Linked DNA regions of Mus musculus: regions 2 and 3 are each linked to region 1. The links are chromatin loops, found by intact Hi-C in ENCODE. Cell type or tissue: heart. All regions are shown on one strand.

The links. Hi-C counts contacts between places; a loop is a spot of excess contacts. Peaks named below come from ENCODE experiments on the same cell type or tissue, not always from the same donor. Only the 100,000 strongest peaks of a DNase experiment are listed, where the experiment ranks them.
Region 2: it touches region 1 in a loop (2.1-fold over the local background); 3 of 42 quality-filtered maps call a loop at or near these places.
Region 3: a loop joins it to region 1, with 4 times the contacts of the local background. A loop is called at or near these places in 8 of 42 quality-filtered maps.

Annotation. Positions count from the first base shown.
Region 1 is chr4:99,711,376-99,719,375 of GRCm38, reverse strand. Alg6 (asparagine-linked glycosylation 6 (alpha-1,3,-glucosyltransferase)) reads right to left here and starts at 3,746. Exons shown (of 15, transcript NM_001081264.1): 1 at 3,670-3,746; 2 at 143-345. The coding sequence starts at 224. In heart, a CTCF peak has its summit at 3,780; a DNase peak (open chromatin) is centred at 3,765; H3K4me3 peaks cover 1,558 bases; H3K27ac peaks cover 1,273 bases.
Region 2 is chr4:99,925,894-99,933,893 of GRCm38, reverse strand. Pgm1 (phosphoglucomutase 1) reads right to left here and starts at 4,443. Exons shown (of 11, transcript NM_028132.3): 1 at 4,083-4,443. The coding sequence starts at 4,328. It overlaps BC062258 (a long non-coding RNA gene), which reads right to left and starts at 4,076. Exons shown (of 2, transcript XR_003955079.1): 1 at 3,880-4,076; 2 at 1,567-3,249. In heart, no CTCF peak of the experiment used is centred here; DNase peaks (open chromatin) are centred at 1,853, 2,793, 3,963 and 4,443; H3K4me3 peaks cover 3,463 bases; H3K27ac peaks cover 4,321 bases.
Region 3 is chr4:99,656,196-99,664,195 of GRCm38, reverse strand. Foxd3 (forkhead box D3) reads right to left here and starts at 7,897. Exons shown (of 1, transcript NM_010425.3): 1 at 5,525-7,897. The coding sequence starts at 7,571. The coding sequence ends at 6,162. In heart, a CTCF peak has its summit at 3,008 (motif pointing left); no DNase peak of the experiment used is centred here; H3K4me3 peaks cover 3,219 bases; H3K27me3 peaks cover 5,942 bases.

The sequences.
Region 1 (8,000 bases):
CAGTATATTTACCTCTTACACTTTTTCATTATAATTAGATGTATATATTTCCTTAATCATAACAATAAAGACTCAAATTCCTCAATTTCAGTCAAGTAGGACTACTCCCCAATCTCTGAGACAGGATCAGTGTAGTTCCTACCTGAGTAGGAACTGAGAGAGACCGTCCACCGCACCGTAAGTCCTAGTAAGACCACGACTGCCATCCACGGCCAGCTCTCCATGCTTGCTCCAAAGTCAGTCACGGGTCTCCTTCTTCAAAGCGATGTCACCATTAGGAGCTTGAGAGGATTGTAAACGATGCTGTGCTTCAAAACAGTGAAAACTTGATTATGTCTTTGTAGCCTAGGGAGAAAAACAGGAAGAACCAAGATTTAACTCAGCACAGCACCCCAACAAAGAACACATCAGAAATGTGGGGAGGCTTTGGCGGAGTGGACTGGGAGAGCTACAGAGGACTCCTGTCCCTCAGGATTGAGATATATACTGCAAGCAAAGGGCCGTTCTGTAAAACTCAGTGCAATGTGTCTAACGGTAAAACAGACAAAGGCTTGGGGATCGTTTTGTTTTGTTTAAAGGCAGGTTTATTGGGAAGCTGCTCTCAGGTGAACGAGTTCACTGGCCCCAAGGACCAAGGCCAGGGAAGTTGCCATGGGAAAAGAAGAGGGGCTAGGGGAGGGAGAGAGAAGGGGCCCTCAGTTCTCACTATAATCTACAAAATAAAATAACATTTCCCTAAGGTTGGCCATGGTTATGGTGCTTATCATGGTGACAGACAGCAAACTGAGAGCCATAACGACTGGGTTAGATGAACTGTCCTCTGTTCCAGATCATCTGGTTTTCTAGGTACTTCTTCAGGAAAATTAAAACAAACAAACAAACAAACAAACAAACACCCCAAGCCTTTTGATAAGCTGAATTATCAGCATCATGAATGTACCAAAGCTAGGAAGCCTCAGAGGTATCACGCCGCCCCAGCTGGCCAAACGCACAATGGTGGAAGACCAGCTACACGACAGATGAAACTCAAGCCCAAAAAGTTTTCTCTAGCAACTATAGAGAAAATCTAACTCCAGACCTAACAAAAATTTGTAAATTCAAATACATTCAAAGCACTGTACTTAACTGTGAGGGGAGGGGTAGAATCAAGTGTGTGCTCACTGACAAGAAGGCAATGGATAACTAACACCCTCAGTTCTGCATGGGCCTGTGAATGATGGCACATTTAACAGGCACGTTGATTGTTGGCAAGAAAACGTGATAGGAGTGCAGGCCAGTGGTAGGTCCAGAGTTCAATACCCAACATCAATATAAGTAGATAAACACCGAGGAGGCAGTCTAAGGAAATGAGAGCTGCCCAAACACAAAGGGCCTTCTCAGGAAGGACTTCCTCTTCAAGTCCAAACACGGCCTGGCTGATGATAGTATTTTAGATGTAGAGACAGGATCTCACTGTGTTGCTGGTCACCAACCTTATTCTAGGTTCTCCTGCCTCAGAATCCTAAGCACTAGGATGACAGGTCTGTACTTATAGGAATCTTTAAGATTCTTTTTTAATTTTGTGTGTGTGTGTGTAAGTCCACAAGTGTGCAGGTGCCCTCAGAGGCCAGAGGTGGCAAACTGCCTGGAGCTAGAATTAGAGGCAGGGGCTGGGAATCGAAATCAGGTCCTCTATAACAGAAGCAAGCACTCTTAACTGTTAACTTCCTCAGGCCCCCCCCCCCAGAACTATCTTTAAGAGTCAGAATAAATGACTAATTTTTAGATTTCAGTCAGCGTCTCCCTGCTACATGTTGGCACTTTCACAGAGCCTCTCTGATGAACTAGGCCCTCTTACATCAATCATCAATCAAAATGCAATCAGGTATAGTGACGCATGCTTCCTATCCCAGCATTTTTGAGGCAGAGGCAAGCAAATCTCCAAGTTCAAGGCCAACCTGGTCTATAAATCCAGTTCCAGGACAATCAGAGCTACACAGAAAAACCCTGTCTGAAAAAAAATTATTTTTTAAAAAAGAAAGAAAAGCACCAGTCTTGCCAATAAGCCAGCCTGGTGGGAGCATTTTTTTTTTTTAAGGTTTATTTACTATTATATCTAAGTACACTGTAGCTGTATTCAGATGCACCCGAAGAGGGCGTCAGATCTCATTACAGATGGTCATGAGCCACCATGTGGTTGCTGGGATTTGAACTCAGGACCTTCAGAAGAGCAGTCAGTGCTCTTAACCACTGAGCCATCTCTCCAGCCCGGGAGCATTTTTTTTTTTTTTAGTTGAAGTTCTCTTCAACTAAAGCTTCCTACTCTAGCTTGTCGAATTGACAGTAAACTAGCCAGCACACATGTATGGTACTACAAATTAATAAAAAAAATAAATAAATTGAGCTAGAGAAAGTAGCCAAGGAACTAAAGGGATCTGCAACCCTATAGGTGGAACAACATTATGAACTAACCAGTACCCCGGAGCTCTTGACTCTAGCTGCATATGTATCAAAAGATGGCCTAGTCGGCCATCACTGGAAAGAGAGGCCCATTGGACTTGCAAACTTTATATGCCCCAGTACAGGGGAACGCCAGGGCCAAAAAGGGGGAGTGGGTGGGGAGGGGAGTGGGGGTGAGTGTATGGGGGACTTTTGGGATAGCATTGGAAATGTAAATGAGGACGATACCTAATAAAAAATTAAAAAAAAAAAAAGAATTGAAAGAACACCCTGCATTGTATTTAACCATACATTTTTAAAGCCACAGATCAACAACAGAAACAACAACAACAAAAATTACCTAAGGGGGTAGGGTTAATGAGGAGGGGGGTTCTCTGGAGAGGTCTTGTGAGATGAAATGAATATTGTTATTTGAACTGAGAAACAGAAAAAGATACGTTCCCTGGGTGAGTGATGAGCAACAAGTTCCAGTAGAATTATGTACAGTATGGTTCTGCAAGCATGTTATTCCAACAAACGAGCTTATGAGGAAATGCCATTCACTTGTTATTCAGAACAAAATTGCTATGCGAGCAAAGATCATTTCTAGTCCTTTCAATGTCCTTCCATCCTTAGAGTTCGGTTGGCAGAAAGCAGGAACCCACTTGACTAGAGAAGGTAGTCGGGGTGGACAAATGTGGGCAGGAGAAGGGAGGAGAGAGTGAGGGATACTACATTTTCGGAAGTCCTGTGTGAAACACAGTGAAACACGAGGTCTCACCGTGTTGCTCTGGCTAGCCTAAAACTCTCCAATGTAGAACAGGCTGGCCTGGAAACCTGAGATCCTCCTGCCTCTGCCTCCCAGTGCCACCATTCGGGCTATCTCCCCCTTAAACAGCAGGCGACTGCTGTGCCACCTGCAAGAGCAGCTCAGCAACTTTCTCAGGAGGCCACGCACAGATAGCAGGCACATCCCGACAAGGGGCCAGACCGTCAAGTCCCAGACTTCTTTTTCCTGCTAAGGTACCCTCGGGACATCAGCCTCGGGAGGGACAGACCCACAGGACGGCGGGGACAGGGTCGCCGAGGCCAATCCGGCCAGGCCGCGTCACTTCTGCAGGACAGCCACACGCCGGGGATCTCGGGGATGGGCGAGACCTCCCAACAAGCCCCCGAGAAGCCCGCTCGAGCCGGCTGCCGGGACCTCCCGACGCCTGCCGCCTCCAGACCTCGGCAACCCCAGGCTCTTACCAGCCTCTGCTCTCCAGAATTGGCGCCCGCAGAGAACCAGCGAATGCGCCTGCGCACTCACAGCCCGAGGAGCACGCGCGCTCCCAGCGGCGCTCACGGGAGCGAGCCCGTAAGGCGAGGGGGCGGAGTGGTGGGCGGAGTCATCGTGGAGGGGCGGGACTGGGAGAGCTAGACTGCCACGTTGCGGGAGGCGGGGTGCAAGCCCTGGAATTCGAGAAGCCTGGCGGCTGGGGTTAGGTCAGGGGCAGGTGGAAAGCCCCTTGCTCCTCTTTCCCGGGACCACGGCCAAAGCTTGAGCGGCTGCTTAGCCCACGGATTCCTGTGAGGGGCGGCTCCTGCGCTCTTCGCACTGGCGAGCCCTTGGCCAGTCCTCATCCCGAGTGGCAGGTCTTCCTCCTGGGTCAGTGCCCTACAGCAGCCAGCCTACTTTCTTAGAGCTAAGCAAAGACTACTTGCCCCAGTAAAGTTGAGAAGTTACTTCTAGTGAGAAACCGTTTCTAGAGCCTCTGGGTTGAGCCTATGAGCAGCAATAGCTACACACGGTGACATTCTCACCTCTAGGGAGGCTGAGGCAAGAGGATGGAGAGTAAGAGGGTCAGCCTGAGATACACAGCAAGACCCTGTCCCTGACCCGCCAAAAAAAAAAAAAAAAAAAAAAAACTCCGTCCCAGAATAGACACTACATGCCCCATCAGGCAACTTGAACCATCCGTTCCCACATTTGCCAAAAATAATATCCCCCTCCTTCCCTCACACCCTGCTTTTGATTTGTGCCATTTTGTAGACACCAACTCTGACATAAGTGAAAACAAATATTGAGTATTGCTGGGGGAGGTGAATTGGGGGTGGGGGAAGAAGTATGTGTTACCTGTGTGTACTTGAAGAGATCAAAGGTCGATGCTGGTGTCTTTCTCTATCCATCCCCACCTTACATTTTGAGACAGTCTTTCACTCAACCTAGAGCTCACCTGTTTGACTACACTGGAGTCTCTGCTCTCACAAAATTCTCTTCAAAAAGCATTTCCCATGCAAAAAAAGAATAGAAAGCAGCACAATGAAGTGCACACTGTCACATTAGTAGTATACACACCACAGTCCATGGGAGTTAAGACAAGACTTGGACTCGGTGTAAACTATTAACTGTCAGGAAAGGCTTCTTCCTGAATGAGCCACCTTAGCTTTGAAAGAAAAATCAGACACAGGTGATAATGGATGTGTCAGAGGGAAAAGTTATGGTTAGACCAGGGTGAGAACTAGGAAGGGTCAATGGGACAGGGGATGTGTAAAGGTCTTTGTAATGTAGGAAGTGTGCAGGACAGCAAGGTTAAAGGAAAGAATATTATGGGATGGTCCCCAAGGTAGTGTGTTGGGAAGCTTGGAATCGACTTGGAAGAAGATGCTACACTGTAGTGAATTTGATGTGATGTCAACACAACAAAATACTAACACTTGTGTGCCACTTGTGAATCAGAACCTAGGAAAGATGCTGGAGCTAAAGATAGAACGTTTTTATTTGCTGAAGAAATGAGGGAGCTAATGGGGAAGAAAGATAAGCAGCTGTACTTAAGTGAGCGTGTGTTAGCCCGCCAGGAGGAGGTGAGCTGATGAAGTCTCTAGCATGCTGACACATGCTGTCTGAAGCCCAGCACATTACAGGATCACACATACATGAAACACCTTGGACACGCCAAAAATCCATGTGTTCGTGTGTTTAAGCTTCTGCCAAATGAAAGATGAAGCATTGCTATGTTATGTCACACTGAGACCAGAAGAAAAAGGCAAGCTACTATTTAAACTAGTAACGGTAATAAAACATGTCATTCAGAAATATGAAAAGGAAAATATATATCAAAGTGATAAAAAGTTATTAATGTCCTCTTCTGGCCTCTCAAGCCAAATAGTTTTTAACTAATAGTTAAAATAATAGTTTAATAGTTTTTAATAGTGTTTATCATGGAATTGGTAAACTGTTTATTGAAGTATTAGGAGTGTCAAAGCCCCTACTTCGTAGCTGAACTGCCTCAGCACTGCCATCTACACACTTGCCCCTGCTCTTTCTCAGTAGGTACTATCTTTCCCCTCTGACTGTGCCATGCCTATAAATAACAGAGGCTATATAAATGCATTTTGGATGATAACATTTACCAGCAGCAAAGAAAAGATAAGATATAGCGCAATTGCTGAGTAGATCAAGCTTTCAGACACATAAGATAGTAAGTAGTTAAGAACTGTGATCTAGGGGCTGGAATGATGGTGTAGCAGTTAAGAGCACTTGTTGCTCTCACACAGGACCTTGGTTCAGTTCCCAGCACCCACTTGTGGCTTAGAACAAAGACCTGAGATTAGATCCTCCACACCCACATAAAAAGCCAGGGGTGGCCCTGCACCTTAGCTGGGAGGGAGGGTGTGAAGCCAGGGAATTACTGGGACCTGCTGGGGTGGCCATCGGCCTAGTTGAAATATAGTCTCAGGTTCAGTTCCCCCTTGTCTCAAGGGAATAAAGTGGGAAGGAATGGAGGAGGATACTCAATGCCTAGATCGAGGCTACCTCAGTATCTGCTCCTTGACAAAGAGGGTGGGGCCCCCAAGCCCTTTCCTGACTAAACCATTTGCTACTTGAGTTCTCAGCATGTCAGCACATTCAGCTCTCCCTCAAACGATGCCAGCTTCATGCAGCCATCTGTCCACTCTGGGGACATAGCAGTTGACTACAGACTCCCTAGTTTGTTTGTTCCTTGTTATCAGGCCCTTGGGATAGTCTATAGGTTCCCTCTCAAACTGGCACCCACACGGAGGGCTCCGGGACAGAAGTGGCAAATGAGCATCCTCTCCTCTGCTGACCTCTGCCAAAAGGTAGGTCTCTGTGTCACAGGAACCCCAAAGACATTTGAGGCTTGTCCTGTGGATAGGACTGCCAGACTCTCACCAGGGCCATCTGGTTTACCTTCTGGATGAGGTTTCCACTTCCCCTCCCCAGGCCAGGAGCTGCACAGCCCAGCTCTGGGCTGCTTACTGATTATCGCTCAGTGACCTCATGTTTCCTTTCACTATTCCACTGTCTTATCACGCACTTTGTGGGGTGTGTGAGCATGCATGTACACATGGGGAGTGTGTGTGTGTACACATGTAGGGGGTGTGAGTTAGGGAGTATGGGTGTATGTATATGTGGGCTGCATGTTACTGTGTGGGATTTGAGTGTGTGTGAATGTGTGTGGTATGAATGTGTGTATATGTGGTGTGTGTATGAGTGACAAAGGTGTGAATGTATGTCTATATATATGTGTGGGGTATATGAGTATGCATGTACACGTGGAAAATGTATGTGTGTGTACACATGTAGGGGGTGTGCACATGTGTGTGGGAATGTGCACATATTGGGGGGGGAGGTATGAGTGTGTGTGTATGTGTGGGCTGTGTGTGAATGTATGTGGGGTGAGTATGTATGTGTGAAGTGTGTATGACTGTGGGGGAGGGGTAAATGTATGTATATGTGTGTGTATCTATGGTGTGTATGAGTAAGAAAGGTGTGAATGTATGTGTATGTGTATGTGTGAGGTGTGTTTGAGTATGGGGGTGAGTTTTGTGTGTGTGTGTGTGTAGGGGGGTGAGTAAATGTATGGGGTTGTGATTGTGGAGGTGTAAATGTGTGCTTATGTGAGGGATGAGTGAGGAGTGTGTGTGTGTGTGTGTGTGTGTGTGTGTACCCTTCAGATTCCAGAAGATGCTCTAATACAGTGTCTTAGTGATTGTTTCTGGTTAGTTGCTTGGTTTGTGGGATTTTGTTGTCATTTTTGCTCCTGCATTTGTATGCTTCCCCTTTTACTACATTGTTATTATTTTTAAACCAGTTTTACTTTTAAAACTGAAAATAATAACAAGTCCCTTCGCCATGTGAATGAATAGATTATGTTGTACTCAGAATACTACTTAGCAAAATAAATCAGTGCCACCCACAAACCTGGGCCAGGGTCACAATGATTCTTTCTGGTGAAAAGAGCCACACACAAGAAAAGGCCTTGGAAAAATTGTGTTGATTCATTTACATTTCTAGAAATGATATCACACAGTAATGGCAAAATCAGTACTCTCCTGGGCTATAGAGAGAGCATGGGAAGGGAGAAAGAGACTACATCAGTGAGCACGCGGAAAGAGTTGTGAGTGACCAATCTGTATGCACATTTTCAAATAAGAGAGCTTTAGAATCTGCTTATAGCAATTTTTATCAAATTGTGTGTTTGAAGTATTAGGCGGTTCATTATATGCCAATTATATTTTAATAGAGCCATTAAAAGTTTCAGGTCCAGGAACTTAGATCCAAGACTGAAAATTGT
Region 2 (8,000 bases), 210 kb before region 1:
CATGCATGTATACACATGTATCCAGATAAAAACATGCACACGCGTGCGCACACACACACTGAGGGGGGTGGAAGGGAGGGGAGGAGGGAGACAGAGAGACAAAGAGAGACAGAGACAGAGAGAGTCCAGTCAGCTCAGTCTCACGTTTTTCAAATCAAGAATGTCCTCTCTTTAATAATTCTGCTTTTGTTTCTATTTTATTTTATTTTTATTTTAATAATTCTTTTTTTTTTTAATCTCTTCTGGTCAACCCCTCCCAGAAGCCAAGATATCCTAAGTAAAAAAAGACATTATCTCCTTCAGCCTGGTATTTCAAAATCAGAAAGTACGGCCTACTGAAGATTCATTCAAAAGTTGCTGATAACTAAGAATAATTAAGAAGCAGGAAGTTATTAAACCTTTTAAACGGGTAGTCTATAACAAAGTGACTCAAAGATGTCTCTCTGCTAAGCCAGGGCTGCCCTAAAGATACAGCACAGCTTAGCAGGGCTCGCTGGTTAGCCAGATGTGCTCTTGCTGGCTAGCCAGACGTGTGTGCAGAGTTCCAGGCCAGTGAGAGGGCCTTGTGCTAAGGAAAAGTATAGATGGTGCACGAGGAACAACACTCTGGTCTCTAAACCCAGATATGTGCATATACACATAGGCACACCTGCACCCACATAAACATAGGCCAAAACTGACGTATTCATCCCAAGTGGAAGACAACAAAGTTGTCAAGTTCTGGCTGATATGATTGGTGATCATAGAAGCCTTCATGTTTGGGTCAGTACATTTTCAGGCCCATTCTGGAATCCAGCCTGCTCAGACAGCTCTTTCCTGAGTGTACAGATTGTGGACAAGAAGTCCATTTCCATGGTTTGGCTTTGTATCTGTGCTGGCAACATTGTCTATATTGGTGATTGACCATTCAGGGCAACCAGACAAGGAGTCATCAAACGTACTACCTTTGGTCCACATTACTGTAGGTACAGTCTGAATTTTCTGCTCACCAGGTCCACACCCCTGGGTTTAACCAATCAAGGGCTGTTAATATTCAGAAAGAACAAAAATAATGGAATAAAATATTATACAGAGGCCAGTGAGATAGCTTAGCCAGTCAGAGCATTTGCTGCTAAGCCTGAGTCCACAAGACCCACATGGTGGGAAAGAACCACATCCCACACTTGTCCCCACCCCCACAAGCTTGCTGTGACACATGCACCCACATACATGCACATACACAAATAAACATTAAAAAGTAATATGAAGCCGGGCATGGTGGCGCACGCCTTTAATCCCAGCACTTTGGAAGGCAGAGGCAGGGGAAATTCTGAGTTCAAGGCCAGCCTGGTCTACAAAGTGAGTTCCAGGACAGCCTGGGCTACACAGAGAAACCCTGTTTAGAAAAAAAAAAAAAAAGTAATATGAGACAAATGTGACACCTACATTGTATTCTCACACAGCACAGCGTCTATGCCATATTTAGTTTTCTAATATAAAGATGATTTAAGGTAACTGTGTGGATTATAAGCAATTAAGCACCCCATCTTACAGGACCCTCACTATACAATAACAAATTCGAGAGACTAGCAGTAGTGAAGCAGTTTTTAATAAACCATTTTGCAGACAGAGGCACCAGCATTGAGAAAAGGCAAAAATGGCTGATTTGGCACAGGTCAGGGTTTTCTGAAGTTCTTGATCATGTCCTGTTCTCTCTTCTCCCATAGACCAATGCTCCAGAGAGGCCCAGTCTTCAGTTCTTCTAGCATGCCTGCCTTCCCAAAGCCCCTGTTCTCCTGGCTCACAATGCAAAGCCCTACCTGGTGGTGAGTACTCTGGGACCTGAGATACCCCCTTTTCTAATTATGGCACAGTCAAAGTGCAGCCTGCCCGCAACTTCTCAGCTTTCAGAGTGTTCAGACAAGCAGATGCCAGCTAGCAGCTAGCAGCTAGCAGAGAAAGGCCCAGGTCTCCTGCTTATCCGCCACTCTCTGATGAGCTCTAACTGCACCTCACGCTGAAAACAGACCATGACAATTTATTTCTTACAGACGTAATCTTTTACAGAATTTGCTAACTGCAGAGGTCCTGGACTGATACCCTTGAATGTACCAAGGAAAGACCTTCATGTAAAATGCAATCCTGTCTTAAGCTTAGTCTCCAATGGGCACATATGACTTACAAACATAAATTCACTGGAATTGTGTTAATCTACTCTAGTGGTATCTATGAGAAAGGAGCAGTTGCTTTATGGAGATTTGATCTTAAGGGAATCACCCCTGGGGAGGAGCGATGCTTAAGAGAATCTGAGCAGCAAGCTGGGGACAAAGACCTAGGGTATAAGTATGGCGAGCCATGGGATGGTGGGAACGATCAGTGGCGTGATCAAGACAAGGAATGAGACTGTTAAGCGCAAAGTCAGCCAAATGCAGGGCATAGGTAAAGGCCCACAACAGTGCTACAGGGAATGAGCAAGCAGAGTCACCCTCCCTGAGGGGGCGTTTCAGCAGAGAGGCGGAAGCAGCAGGGCTTAGACGACGATAAGGTGGCGAGTGGCAGTGTAGGAATCCTGGAACTATTAGAGTTTGGCCAAAGAGGGAAGAGCAACAGGCCAGTGGCTAATGCGTGATGATGTTTAGTAACTTTCTGTTGTTGTCTTCACGCTTTCCTTCTCACTCCACAGTACTCCCAAAGTGGCAGAAATCCATTTGAACCCTAAAACTCACACTATGCTAAAAGCTCCTACCGACAAGGCTCACTCCTGCCTGGGAGCCTTCCTTTTCCCCACCCATTCTCTGTCCTGGGCATAGGCCAGGGGACTGCTGAATGAGGCCCCTGTGAGCAAGGGTGGAGCTGAAGGGATCCTCCCCACAGAGCTGACCGGCCTCTCTCCCACATGGAAAGCTGTGGTGGTCTGAACACTCCTGGGCATACAGATACAAATCCCAACTTCTTTCTCTGTTTGTCAATGTCTGACCCATCCAGGAAAGTCTACATACAGAGCTCAGTTTAGATCTTGAAAACTGGAAAAAGAAGGTCTTGCAATTTATGAGTCCCTCGATTTTCAGAAGCCACTCAAGTGGTACCGGAAGGTCCGTGCTGGATTCAATGTTCCCGTTATAGTTTTGGTAAATTCTTTAACCTGCCCAGGCTTTTTAGTACTCTCCTCGGTGACTTTAAAGTACCCATAATAGCGTCTTCCTTATAGGGCTTCAAGAGGGTTCTTGAGACACACCAGTGAAATGTTTGTCACGGTGCTTGGCAAGGCAGCTTGAAATAAGTTGAAATACAAGTTATTGTTGAAGGGAATGGGCCCCAGAGGAGCTGAGAGAAAGTCCAATGTTATTGTAAATATACAAAGAAAACGTGTTCCTTAAAACTTCTTTTAAAGTATCTTGTAGAAACAAATAACCAATTCCAAATCCACATTTACAAATCATCAGATTTATAGGAGAAAAAAAAGTTTCACCTCTCTAGTGGACCTGCTCAATTAAGACAGTTAACCTTCTTAACCAGGGGGCGGAACTGGGGGCGTTGCATTAATTTCCTGGCCTGTCAGGACAGCTTGCATAAGAGAGCCCTTGGGTATATTGTTATTGCTTTAATGAAAATTCAGGTCCAGCCCCCTTGGTGGAACAGGTCCAGCAGAGACTGGACTTTTCAAAAGCCTGAACCCAGGCAGCAGGCCCGGCAGGGGAGGAAGCGCCTTTCCCAAGCCAACCAGAGGGCAGGGAGAGAGGCTTGGCACCTGCGGGCCCAGATCGCTGGCTTAACGCCCCAGGGGGATGAGTGCTCCGGTCACCCCGGCCCTCCCAACACCTGGCCTCGAGTCAGCGGGAGGTGCCCCAATCCCAGACCAGAATAGCACAGCGCCACGCAGGGTCTGCACGGCGGGCTCACCTTTCCCCGGCATAGCCATTGCGAAACGTGGGGTGTGGGGGGATGGGGTGGACGGGAAGCCGAATAGGGGTGTGGGGGCGGGGGTACTGCCAAGGTCAAGGGAGCGTGCGCGGGGCGGGGACGGGATGGTGGCGCGCACGGAAGCGCCGGCCCAGAGAAGCCCGCACGTAGCACACGCTCAGCCCGGCCCGCGCGTCCCTTACCCCGTTGGCTGCAGCGATGCGTACGATGAGCTGGATGGCCTCGGTCATGTAGAAGCGGCCGTCCCCGCCCACAACCAGCGTGGCCTCCTGCCTCAGCGCCGGCTCCACGGTAGAGACGATGCTCTGGATGAAATTCTCCGCATAGTTGGCGTTGCTCTGGAAAACCTTCACTCGCTTCCGCAATCCGCTGGTGCCCGGCTTCTGATCCGGATATGCCTGCGTCTTCACTGTCACGATCTTCACCATGGTGGCGGTTGGCTGCGAGGCGACAGTGGCTGCGGCTCTGGCTGCTGCAGAGGGCTCAGGGTCCGCTCTGCTCTTGCCCTGGAAACGATGGCCCAGGGCCTGCCCACGGCCCGCCCACTTCGCCAAAGTCCGGCTGCCTGGGAAGAGGGACGGGTCACGGGGTCGAGAGGGGCGGAGTCTCCCCGACTGACACATCTCTACCTGAGCCAATGGTCTATATAAAGAAACTAGCTCTTTAACTGGAGAGCAGAGCTTCATCTATCGATCATAGTGCAAGGACGAAGAGTTCAGCACGTTACTGTGATTGGACTAGAGTGTCACGTATACATTCCAGAAGCTGGTCTAAAAGACAGAAAAGCCATCCTCCGACTTTTTTTTTTTCTGCAAGGACAGGCTCAACCCCAAAGTTATATTCAGCTTTCTACTTTTTATGTGTTTGCTGTGGGCCACATGCTACTTCATTAGTGATTGTGGATATCCGAAGAACTGATTTGTTTAGTGTATAGTTTCTAGATCTTCCAAAAGTACGGGTTTTATTTTTCCGTGCTTCTGCTCACAACACTGAGAAATTCCGATAATAAAATCCTTCCTCGCCGGGCGGTGGTGGCACATGCCTTTAATCCCATCACTTGGGAGGCAGAGGCAGGCAGATTTCTGAGTTCGAGGCCAGCCTGGTCTATAGAGTGAGTTCCAGGAAAGCCAGGGCTACACAGAGAAACCCTGTCTCGAAAAACAAAACAAAATCCTTCATCACTTGAGGAAGTTCAGCTCAGTTTGGGTCTGAACAAGCCAGGCAGGCTCTTACCAGGGTTGGCCTGTCTGTCATCCATCACGTTTGACAACTAGGAAATGGAAACTTTGAAGGCAGCCTAGATAAACATAGATACAGCTATAAGGCGTCAAAGGATTACTGTGACAGCGGACCCAGTGATTGTGAAAACAGCAAGAGCTAAGGCAGTCAAAAAGGATTTGATTATTCGGTAGGAATATTTTCTTCTGCCTTTCTTAGTTTTTTTTTGTTTTTGTTTTTGTTTTTTTGTTAAGAGTCTCTGCTTGACAAATGTGTCATTTTAGTATACCAAGAAAACAAATACCTTTAAGAAAGTTAAGTCTGTGAGTGTCCATCTTAAACAAATGTAAAACCTTTCAAAAAGGATTTCTGCAAGAAAGAGGTTGTGGTGATGATGACTGTGCCTGTATTCCTACACACACACACACCCAGAGAGAGAGAGAGAGAGAGAAAGAAAGAGAGAGAGAGAGAGGGAAAGAGAGAGAGAGAGAAACATTCCATAGAGGCATAGACCTATACAGACTTGAAATGACCCCAGCTTAGTACAGTCCACGTGAAATCAGTATTAGTTGATGCAGTCATCAGACTGTACTTAAAACCTATCAAGCCTAAAATTATCAGCTCCTCTCTCCAGTTGCAGTACTAGAACATACTGATAACCCATGAACTGAGCTTGTACTCATACTTTCACAGTGGCTAATTGGTGTCTCTTGATCAAGCAGGGAGGTTGGCTGACATATGTAAGTTCTGCCTCAGAACAAATGCTAATAGGTATATGGATATGAAGTTTATGTGTATACAGCATAGCTGGTTATAATCACTGTCATTGAGCTTCTGTGGTAGCTATGTGGAAACTGACAGCTGCTCATAATTTCTAATATTTTCCTAAGAATTTACAGCTTATAGTCATATTTTTGTAAAGTAAGTTGTGTTTTCAAACTCATTAGGTGAGAAAATTAGTTAAAGGTAGAATAGTGAGTGTGACTGAGATTACCTAACTCAAAAATGAAAATATAGCATAGAATCCTCCAAGTCTTACAAACATCCACTTTAGATTTATATAGTTTACATTAGTGCTTTCACCTAGGTACTAATAAAAAGTACTCAACAAATGGTATCACACAAAGTGCTGGGCTCAGACTCGGAACCCATGCATGCCCTTCCCGAGGTCTTAACTGTCTATGGAAGTATGATGAAGCTGTTCACTTAAGACTGGATCTGTACTTCTCTCACCTCAGAACATGCAGCAGTTAGCTTCAGCCACATAGCAAATCCATCTAAAACTTATTAGCTTAATACATCCTCCATGCATTATCCCTCGGGCTGTTGTTTATGCAAGTGTTACAGCCCTAAGGGGAAAGACTGCCCCAATTCAAGTGTTACAGCTCTGAAGGGAAGGTATCCTGGCAGTCAGGAGCCAAGGAATACCAGAGTCACACTGCACAACAAACCTCACACAAGAGATACACGGGGAAAGACACGAAAGGGTGACTGACTGCCTGTGCTCAGGCAAGAAGCAGCAGAGAACTGAGCAGAGGCAGGCTTCTTGTATGGGGTTTTTTGGGGGCAGGGTTTACCAGGTTGGAGATTTCCAGGGCGGAGGGGGATTGCTGAGATTTCAAGTCCTGAGCTTGGAGTGAGCCCAGGGATTGGTGGGTTTTGAAAACCCAGAAGTGAGCTTGGAGTTTTTTACCCTACAGGTTAACTGAGCCATTATGCGGATCTGAGCAAGACTCAGCCAATCTTGGCTAGATCCAGCGTCTCCTTTACAGCCCCTATGATCCTAGCAATCATTTATGTAATCCCTTCGAATTACTTTTCCAGTGCTATGTACCAAAATAACACACACACACACACACACACACACACACACACACACACACACACACACACACACACGGTGATTGAAAGTGCCCATTTATTACCTCAAAACTCTTTAAGTCAGAACTCTGCCACATTTGGCTGTGTTCCACATTCTCAGCATATGTAAAACGATTGAAATCATGGTCTTGACTGGGCTGGGCAAAGTGTTAAAGGTAAATCAACATAGATGCCACAGTCTAAATACCCAAAGTCCAATCGCCTGTAGCCATGTAGCCGTGTATTGCAAACTGCACTCATCCTGATTGCCCTCAACCACTACTATCTCCAGTCATAACCAGCACAGAAAGTCCTTGTCATCATGAGTCAACAAAACCTACCAGCTACAGGCAGCTTACAGAGCTGTGCTTGCCATGGAAGGATGCTGATGTGCGACAGCACTGTGGAGGGAGCCTGGGCTTTATAAGGCGAGCAGGCTTTTGCTTCTTTCTTAGAGAAAGAACTGCTTGGTGAACTACTCTGGCAACAATAAACTACAATTTAGAACTGTTTTGAGCTGAGTGCTTTGGACACATCTCTTGAGATTGCTAAGAACACTGTTTTCCTGGCATCTGTGGAGCTGAGACCCCTACTTCTTTGGAAGCTGTAATCCACTCCACTTGGCTACACTGTCCTCAGGATCAAATCTGACTTATTCTAAAACTGACTTGTGTGTAAGGTGCGCACACTCCAGCACTGCAGCCTGAGAACACCCTGCAGAAGATTGTTCTCTCCTTCCAGCATGAGTTCTAGGGGTAGAACTCGGGTTATCAGGCTTGGCCCCAGGGCAAAACATACATACATACATACATACATACATACATACATACATACATACATACATACATACCAGTCTGTGTGACCTGTATCACGAAATCTCAATAGCTACAGTTGCCCGTACTAGACCATGCCAGTAAATGCTCAGGCAAAGATGGGCAAAGAGCTGTTGGAGAGAGGCAACACACATGTCTACTCACCCTAGATGGGGAGCCCGTGACAGACCATAGTACAGATCCTGTGTT
Region 3 (8,000 bases), 55 kb after region 1:
GTGAGCCACCATGTGGTTGCTGGGATTTGAACTCAGGACCTTTGGAAGAGCAGTGGGCACTCTTACCCGCTGAGCCATCTCCCCAGCCCCTCCTTCCAACTCTTAAGACCTGGTTTGATCAGCTCAGAGTCTCCAAGCCCATGTTTGAGGTCAGATGCTTCTAATCTGAATGCTCCCCTTGTGTCCAGCAGTGTTAGGTAGTAAGGGGTTCATCAGAGAACCAGAGAATGAATAGCTGAGTCATTACTGCGCATGGGTGACCTCAGAGAAGGAGCGACTAACCTAAATTGGAAGGTTGAGGAAGGCTTCCTGGAGGGGGCGCTGCGTTCCGGGGTGAAGTCTGAGAGCAATGAGAAAACTTAGTGCCTGAGGTTGTATTAGTGAAAAATTCCCCATGAATCGGACATACGCCCTTTGCAGAAAAGGATGTAACAAGGACAAAGGGTGTGTTTTAGATGAAGACTGAGTCTTGTCTACCGTTTGTTGAGAGGAGTGGGAGGTGTCTTGAGAGAAAAGGAACCAAAAGTTGCTTCTCGAGACTCTTCTAATGCGGGGTCCCTTTAGGCCCCACAGGCGCGGGCCATGGTGGAGTGAGGGTGCTTCTTTCTGAGACCCTCAGCCATAGCCGAGCATGGTAACTTACCTGAGATCCCAGCTGCGGCTTCTGCTGCAAGGTTGACTCTGGGGGAAATTGCCTCCCATCGGTTGCCTCCTGAGCGCACGCAGCTGGACAACGCAGGACTCAGCCAGAGGGCTTGTGCCAATTGCGTATCCCTCTCCACACCACCTTCACAGTGGGTGCCTTTCCGCGCTGGGTAGCCTTCCTAATGCGTTCCAGGTCTTTCTCCCATTTACACTTCTAGGCTGGGGGAGCTGGAACCCTGGAGGCTGATGTAGGGGGAGTGATGCGCAGAGAGCAGGTGGCGGGCACCGATGACATCCACTCCTGACCCTGCAGCGATGTGGCTGGGCTGCTTGCCCAGCTGGCCAAGAGAGCTTCTGGCCTAAGTCTCCGCGTTCTCCCCTCTAAATTCTCACGGAAAGGTCAAGCCGCCGTCGGTCCGGACAGAGCTGTTCAGTGCGGTACCCGAGGCACCGGTCCCCGGGATGCTAAGGGAAGGCACCCGGGGTGGAAGGAAGGTCCCAAGGCCCAAGTCTGCTGCTCCCTTTCCACAGCTGCCCATGCCTGGCGCTTCTCTTAGCTTTTTTTCTCCAGCTCCCACCTTCGTTTGCCCCAGGGCCGGCTGTTTTCTTTTCCCCAGATGGCGCAGTCCTCGGGCAAGGAACACGTTCCTTCGTGTTCGAGACTTCGACCAGCTTGGCCTGGTGGTTGACTTTGGGCAAGTCAAGGAGTCTTCTGTAGCTATGTATGTGTGAAGGGGACGAGTCTCCTTGACACTCGCTGTAAAGCCGTATTCTAGGTGTGAGCTTTGAAAGGAAATGATATCGCCTTGGTTCCCACCCCTGGCGGGATGGACCTGTGTGCAAAAACACAAAGTCCTCTGAGGAAAGCAGCTTTTGGTTTTATGATGAAATCAGGGAAGTGGACTAATTTAATTCTCCACAAAATGTAGGGAAAATGTAATCCTTAGAGTAATTTAGGGAAATTCCGATGTAAAACATCATGTGAATAAATAAAACCGGGATGGTTGTGATCGTCTGTCCTATGTTTCTTTTCAAATACTATTTGGTACAGAGTCCTTTTTGGTTAGTTTTACCCCAGAGAGCAAAGAATGGCTCGTCCATTCATAAAAGGACATGAGAAGGGGGCGGCGGTGGAGAATAAGTGGCTGTAGGTGCCACCCAGCCAACAGTTAGAGGGCGACGAAGGAGGGTGGTCTTTTTAGGCGTTTTTGCGATGTGATTATCTTCAACTCGCCTCCGAAGCTAGGCCTGGAGCTAATGGGTTTCTGTCAGCGCAGGTCTTCCATTTCCCAACTTGCCCAGGTTAGTTAATGGAAGCAACCTCTTTAGTAGGAAAGGAGACTATAGCCCCTCAGCGGTGTGGATCTGAGGGTGGGTACTCTCCTCCCAGAGCACAGGCGTCCAGGACGATTTGAGACTGGAATCTTGGACAAGCCACTCTGAGCTGCCACAGGGTGCTGGGACTGGTTCTGTGACCCATCCTGGAAAACTCTTGCACATATGAAATCAAGACGCTCAAAACCAAGGCGAACACCTGGGTGTTTAGAGCAGCGTTGTTCCTCTGTCTAGAGACCATGGGGGCGGGAAAAGGAGAGAGATCGGTGTGACCGTGGGGCACTTCACAGTTTATACACCCCCCCCCCCGCCCTCAACTAACACAAACCTAATTCTGCAGGTAGAATCAAACAATTTGGGAGATTTAAAAAAACCAAAATCAAAACACAGGCTGCTTGGCCAAAGTTAAAGGATATACCTGGTTGGAATGCCTTCTGAGAGGCCTCTCTCACCTTGCTGCCTCCCCCACCCCCATCCCACCCCAACTATTTGGATCCTGCTGTAGCCTGCACCTCCCGGGACACAGGTGGAGTTGCATAGACTCATGTCTCTGTAGCTGGCTTTCTTTCAGTTCATTCTCTTCGGGTCAGTTCTCACGGCACTTGCTTTAAAACGCACCCCCTCCGCCTCCCCCCTCCCCCCCCCCCCCCCCCCGCTTTCCGTGCTCTCTTCGCTACTAAGGTTCTTCCCATAAAGTCGTGTAAAATAAATAACTTCAAATATAATTCTTAGTTGCTTCCGAGACAGTGTTTTCTCATCACTAAATTTCACTGTTTCATAATTTCTAGGACAAATTCGCCTCCAGACCCTATCCCTTTCAGGACACCGGCCAAGGATAGCAGCTTCTCAGAGATTCGACCTAGTAGTTCCAGGACCTGAGAATGAAGGATGGTGTCAGGGGGGGTTGGTTCAGAGCCTGGCTAGGAAAAGGTCTGGGGAGGGGTTGGGGGCGAGGGGTTTAGGTCTGGCATTGGAGCTTCAAAAACAGCTCGGGAGTTTTCCATCTGTTCGTCGCCCCCTACAGGCCACATCCGCCATCGCAGCTACATTCCGCTCAGCTAGTATGAGCATTTCACTTTTTTTTTTTTTTTTTTTTTCCCCTGAACCTTCAGAATCCTCCCTACATTCCCGCAAGGGACTGGGTGAGAGGCCTACTTGGGAACTCCACCCCGAGGTCACACTAGGAGTCCCAGGCTTCGAGAGTGAATTGAATGTCTGGAAATCCTTGCCTGAGGAAGCGAAGAATGAATGCTTAAATCGGAGTGTAACTAAAAGGCTAGCATCTTTCCTTTATACCCAACCTGTGTCCTTTATTTATTCCCTTTTTTTCTTTTAATTTCTCTTTTTTTAAAGCTGTAATAAAAAGCAGGTGGCAATCGCACTGTTTTAAAATCCCAGTTTTAGAGGGATTTCATCACCTTTTATCGCGTGTCTAAAAACATCAAACCTGTGTTTAAAGCTTGCTCCAACCTACTAAGTGCTTGAGTACATTTATCTACATTTAAAAAAAAAATTTCATCGTCTTCTCTAAATCTTCACCATTTAAACAGCGTAAGCTCAATTCTTTTCCAAGGGTATGGCTGGGCTCTACTTTCCCGGTATTACATCAGGACTTTCAATAAACACTGGCCGCTGGTGTTTGGGCATGAGATGTCCCATCCTCTAACTACACGGGGAAGAGGCTGTTGTTGATAGAGCGAAAGTGGCTGGAAGGAAAGTTGCCGTGGTTTCTACACCGCGCTGCCTAATGCGTCGCTGGAAAAGGCACTGCAGATCTCAAGCGGCAGCTTGTGTCCGAGTGTCAGGCTGCGTGCTCAGGCTCGGCCGGTATTGCTGCTATGCGCGGAAATATGAGCGAGTAATTTTATAAGTAACAAAGGATCAGGGATGGAATGAGGCCCCTGTTATCCAATGTCATTTAGAAGCCTTGGATCAGCAGCTTCTTGAGGCTAAAAGTGAATTCAAGAAGCCCTGCCTTTCTCTTTTCCCAGGGGTGCCAGCTAAATTTAGAAGTAACCTCTGTGTGTTTGCACAAATCGTGTACCATTTGCTGTTTGTGTAAAAACCGATTAGCCAGACACAACTGTGAAACAACTTGTGACTTTTATAGCTGCAACGCACAAACCAATTTAGATCCGTTTAGTTTTCCTTGTAAAAGGAGATTAGAAGGGACCCGCCCGAAGTAAAGCTCTCCTCGCCGAACGTTACAGTAGCTTCTTCAGCAGGGCTCATTATCGGGTTGTTTATCAAGTTAAAAACTCTCACCCCAGCAGCCTGTTTTATTTTAAGACTCCGCTTTCGGCGGAATGTTTACTCAGGACACAGCATTTATCATTTACCAGGAAAACAGAGTCGGTATATGCGAGGAAGTGTCTTTCAGAGCGACCCCCAAGCCCACGCCGGCCGCCGAGAAAAAGGCTCGGCTTCCGAGTGGGAAGCGAGGAGTGGACACGACTGCTGACATTGCTGGGTTTTACCGACAAGACGCTCGCAGGGTGGAATTGACATCGCTGCTACCTATGATTTCGGAGTTAAAAACTGATTTCGCATAAGTAATTGTAACAGCTAATTAATTACAAAATAATTAGAATTGATGCCGTTTGAGGGTATGCTGGTGGTGGCCCAACAGACCTCCCATGTCTAGACCTTTCATTTCTACTTAACCTAAAACATTGAAACAGCTGAAATGCATACCTAAAATAATCTACAAGGATATTTCCTACTCCTACCTTAGATCTCTCTCTCTCTCTCTCTCTCTCAAAAAAAAAGCATGAATCTGGCTAAGGTAGAAAAAAAGGGCGGAGGTAACATGCACCTGGCTTTAGAAGAGTATTATGATTCCTTGGCCTTCTGAAAGGCTCGAGAGGAGGGGTTACCGGTTCGGGAATCCTCTAGATATCTAGTTATGTGAGTTGATAATTGCAATGGAAAAAGAGGGATTTTACTTGATATTTTTCTGGGAAAAACAAAAAACAAAACCCTACGATCTATTGCCTATCATCGTAATGCAAGATACTATTTCAATACAAAGGCCAAAATGGTACCATGTGAGTTTAAAAATCAATGAGATTTAGCATTTCCAATGAAGGGATGAAAAGGAATTCCAAAAACCCGAGGTTTAAATGCTAAAATACGAGATGTTTGGAATTTTGTTCTTGAAAGGACAATTCAAATGACCAAAGACTCCTTGTAAGTTTGCCTAGGGGGTTATATTCGACCAATGTTCTTTAAAATGAACAAGGCTGCTTTTGCCTAGATTTTTAATGACAGCACACTTTGCAGGAGCTGCGAGTCATTCACAGTGGCTTGATATGAATGGGATTGTCATCCTTATCCTGGTTATGTGAAAAGTCACATATTAATATAATTTAAATTAAGTACGCTCTTTCCATTTTCAAATTCAAATGTTTCTACACCCAAATTGTGAATTTGCAACGTTTGAAAAGGTCATTACTTAAGACTGCTAGATTTTCTGGGGAAGACAATGCAAATTCCATTGTAAAATCTTGCCATTTGCTAGACACCTAATTAAAACACTAGGCTGAGCATTTTAAAAATTTATTTACAAAATTGTGTACAACACGATGGAATAACATTTAGAATACCATATATATTCATTCATATATAAACAGACTTTTATAATACAATGACACTTCGCCTTTTTGAAAAATTTTTTTTGGATTTAAAATCTCCCAACGTCTTTATACATTCTTTTTCTCAGATAAAACTGCGCAGAGTGAACCTTCAAAAAAATATGAAAGTTCAAAGCTCTAAATCTACTGAATTGCTTTTTATTTTCTTAAAAAAATAAAAACCCCAAAAGGAAAGTCAATGATTTTTATACAAATATGTACAAAGAATGTCCCTCCCACCCCCACAGTACTGAGAACACAGGCGCCGTCGGGGTGCATTTTTGGAAATTCGGTTATCAGTTTTACCTGTACGGAAAGTTATTCCCAGCGGACGCGGGTTGAGTTTGCTCCGCCAGCTTAGGTGAGTGAGGGGATGGAGGCCGCTGTTGGTCAGTGTTGGGGAGTCGGGGGCGGGTAGCAGAGTCCAGGATTGGGTAGAGGGACCAGGACCAGGACCAGGACAGATGGACCAGGATCAGAGAGGGCGTACCGCCTGGAAGAGCAGGCTGCTGCCAGAGGCCGCCGTCCGGCCCGGCCACTAGCTCATCACTATTGAGCGGGCCACTTGGCTTGCACGGCGGCGGCCGCAGCCGCTGCGGCTGAGGCTGCGGGCTGCAGGAACTGTCCAGACAGCGGCACGCTCAGAATGGGCGCGATGGTGGCAGTCGTCCGGCTCAGCGACAGGGGCTGGTGCGTGGCCATGAGCGCAGCCGACTGCACAGTCCCGGGCGGCCGCAGGAAGGACTGCGCGCCGCCGCCGCCCCCACTGCCCCCGCCACCCCCGGCTCCGCCGCCGCTCCCACCACCCCCAGCCGAGCCCCCGGGCGCCGCGGATCCCGCGCCTATGATGTTCTCGATGCTGAACGACGGCCGCGCACTGGGCTCGGACTTGATGAGCGACGTGGTGCCCGCCGCGCCCGCCGTGCCCGCGGCTGCCGCGGCGGCGCCCAGGGTGTTGAGCTGTAGCTGCAGGCTCGGACCGAGCTGCGAGCCGAAGGCGGCCGCTTTGCGGCCCAGCTCGCCCGAGGGCAGCAGGGGCACTGCGGGCGGCAGCACGGGAGCCACGGGTGGTAGCGCGTACGGGTACTGGAGCGCCGCAGCAGCCGCGGCCGCCGCCGCCGCCGCGGGGTGCGAGTAGGCGCCCGCAGCCGCCGCGGGGTGCAGGCCGTAGGGGCGGCCGTAGGGTCCTGCGCCCGCCGCCGCCGCCAGGCTGTAGGCTCCGAAGCTCTGCATCATCAGCGCCGTCTGCTCGCGCAGGTGCTCCTGCTGGTGGCGCTTGAAGCGCTTCCGGCGCCGCAGGAAGCTGCCGTTGTCGAACATGTCCTCGGACTGGGGGTCCAGGGTCCAGTAGTTGCCCTTGCCCGGGTTGCCCGGCTCGCGGGGGATCTTGACGAAGCAGTCGTTGAGCGACAGGTTGTGGCGGATGCTGTTCTGCCAGGCGGGGAACTTCTCCCGGTAGTACGGAAAACGGTTGCTGATGAACTCGCAGATGCCGCTCAGGGTCAGCTTCTTCTGCGGGCTCTGCAGGATGGCCATGGTGATGAGCGCGATGTAAGAGTAGGGTGGCTTCACCAGGCTGTTCTTGGGCTTGTTCGGGGTCAGACCTCCCGTCGCCCCGCTGCCCGCGCCGGGCCCACCGCCGCCTGTCACCGCGTCCTCGCCGCCCTTGCAGCCGTCGGCCTCCGGAGCTCCCGTGTCGTTCCCCGGCCCGGTCGCCTCGGTGGGCAGTGCCAGGGCTTGCGGTTGAGACTGGCCGTGATGAGCGCTCACCGGTGGCCCTTCGTCCGCCTCGTCCAGGCGCAGGTCCGGAGGCCCCGCGGGGCTGTCGCACCCGGCGTCGCTGTCCTTCTCCTCCAGCCCGTCGTCGCCCTCGCCCACCACATCGATGTCCACGTCCTCGGCCGTCAGCACCGTCTGGCCGGACATATCGCTGGCGCTGCCGCTGCCGGAGAGGGTCATCCCTCCGCGGGGTTGGTGGCGGCGGCCAGGAGCGAGCAGAGAGCGAGGGGGGCCGCGAGGGGCGGCCGCGGAGCTCAGGCAAAGGAGGTGTGAGTGTCCCCCGAAAGAAAGCCGGGGGGGGGGGAGAGGGCACAGGTAGCTCGGGGCCCTGTCGGGTCAGCTCACACGAGGAGGCCTGGCATCGCGCGGTGCGGGCGCTGCGCTCCGCAGCCGCGCTCCGCGAACTCTTGCGGTCCTCGACGCTTCTCTACGAGGAGACAGCTACTGCTCGCGACCCCGGAGGTTTCTCCACGCCGCACCCCCTCACTTCACCAGCCTTCCTCGACCTCTGGTTTGGGCGTGGGGTTCAGGAGCGGTCCAGGCAAGCGCGGGACGCCGGGCTCCAAGCAGCTCTGGAGGGCGCGGGCATGGGCGACCGCGGGGTTGGGG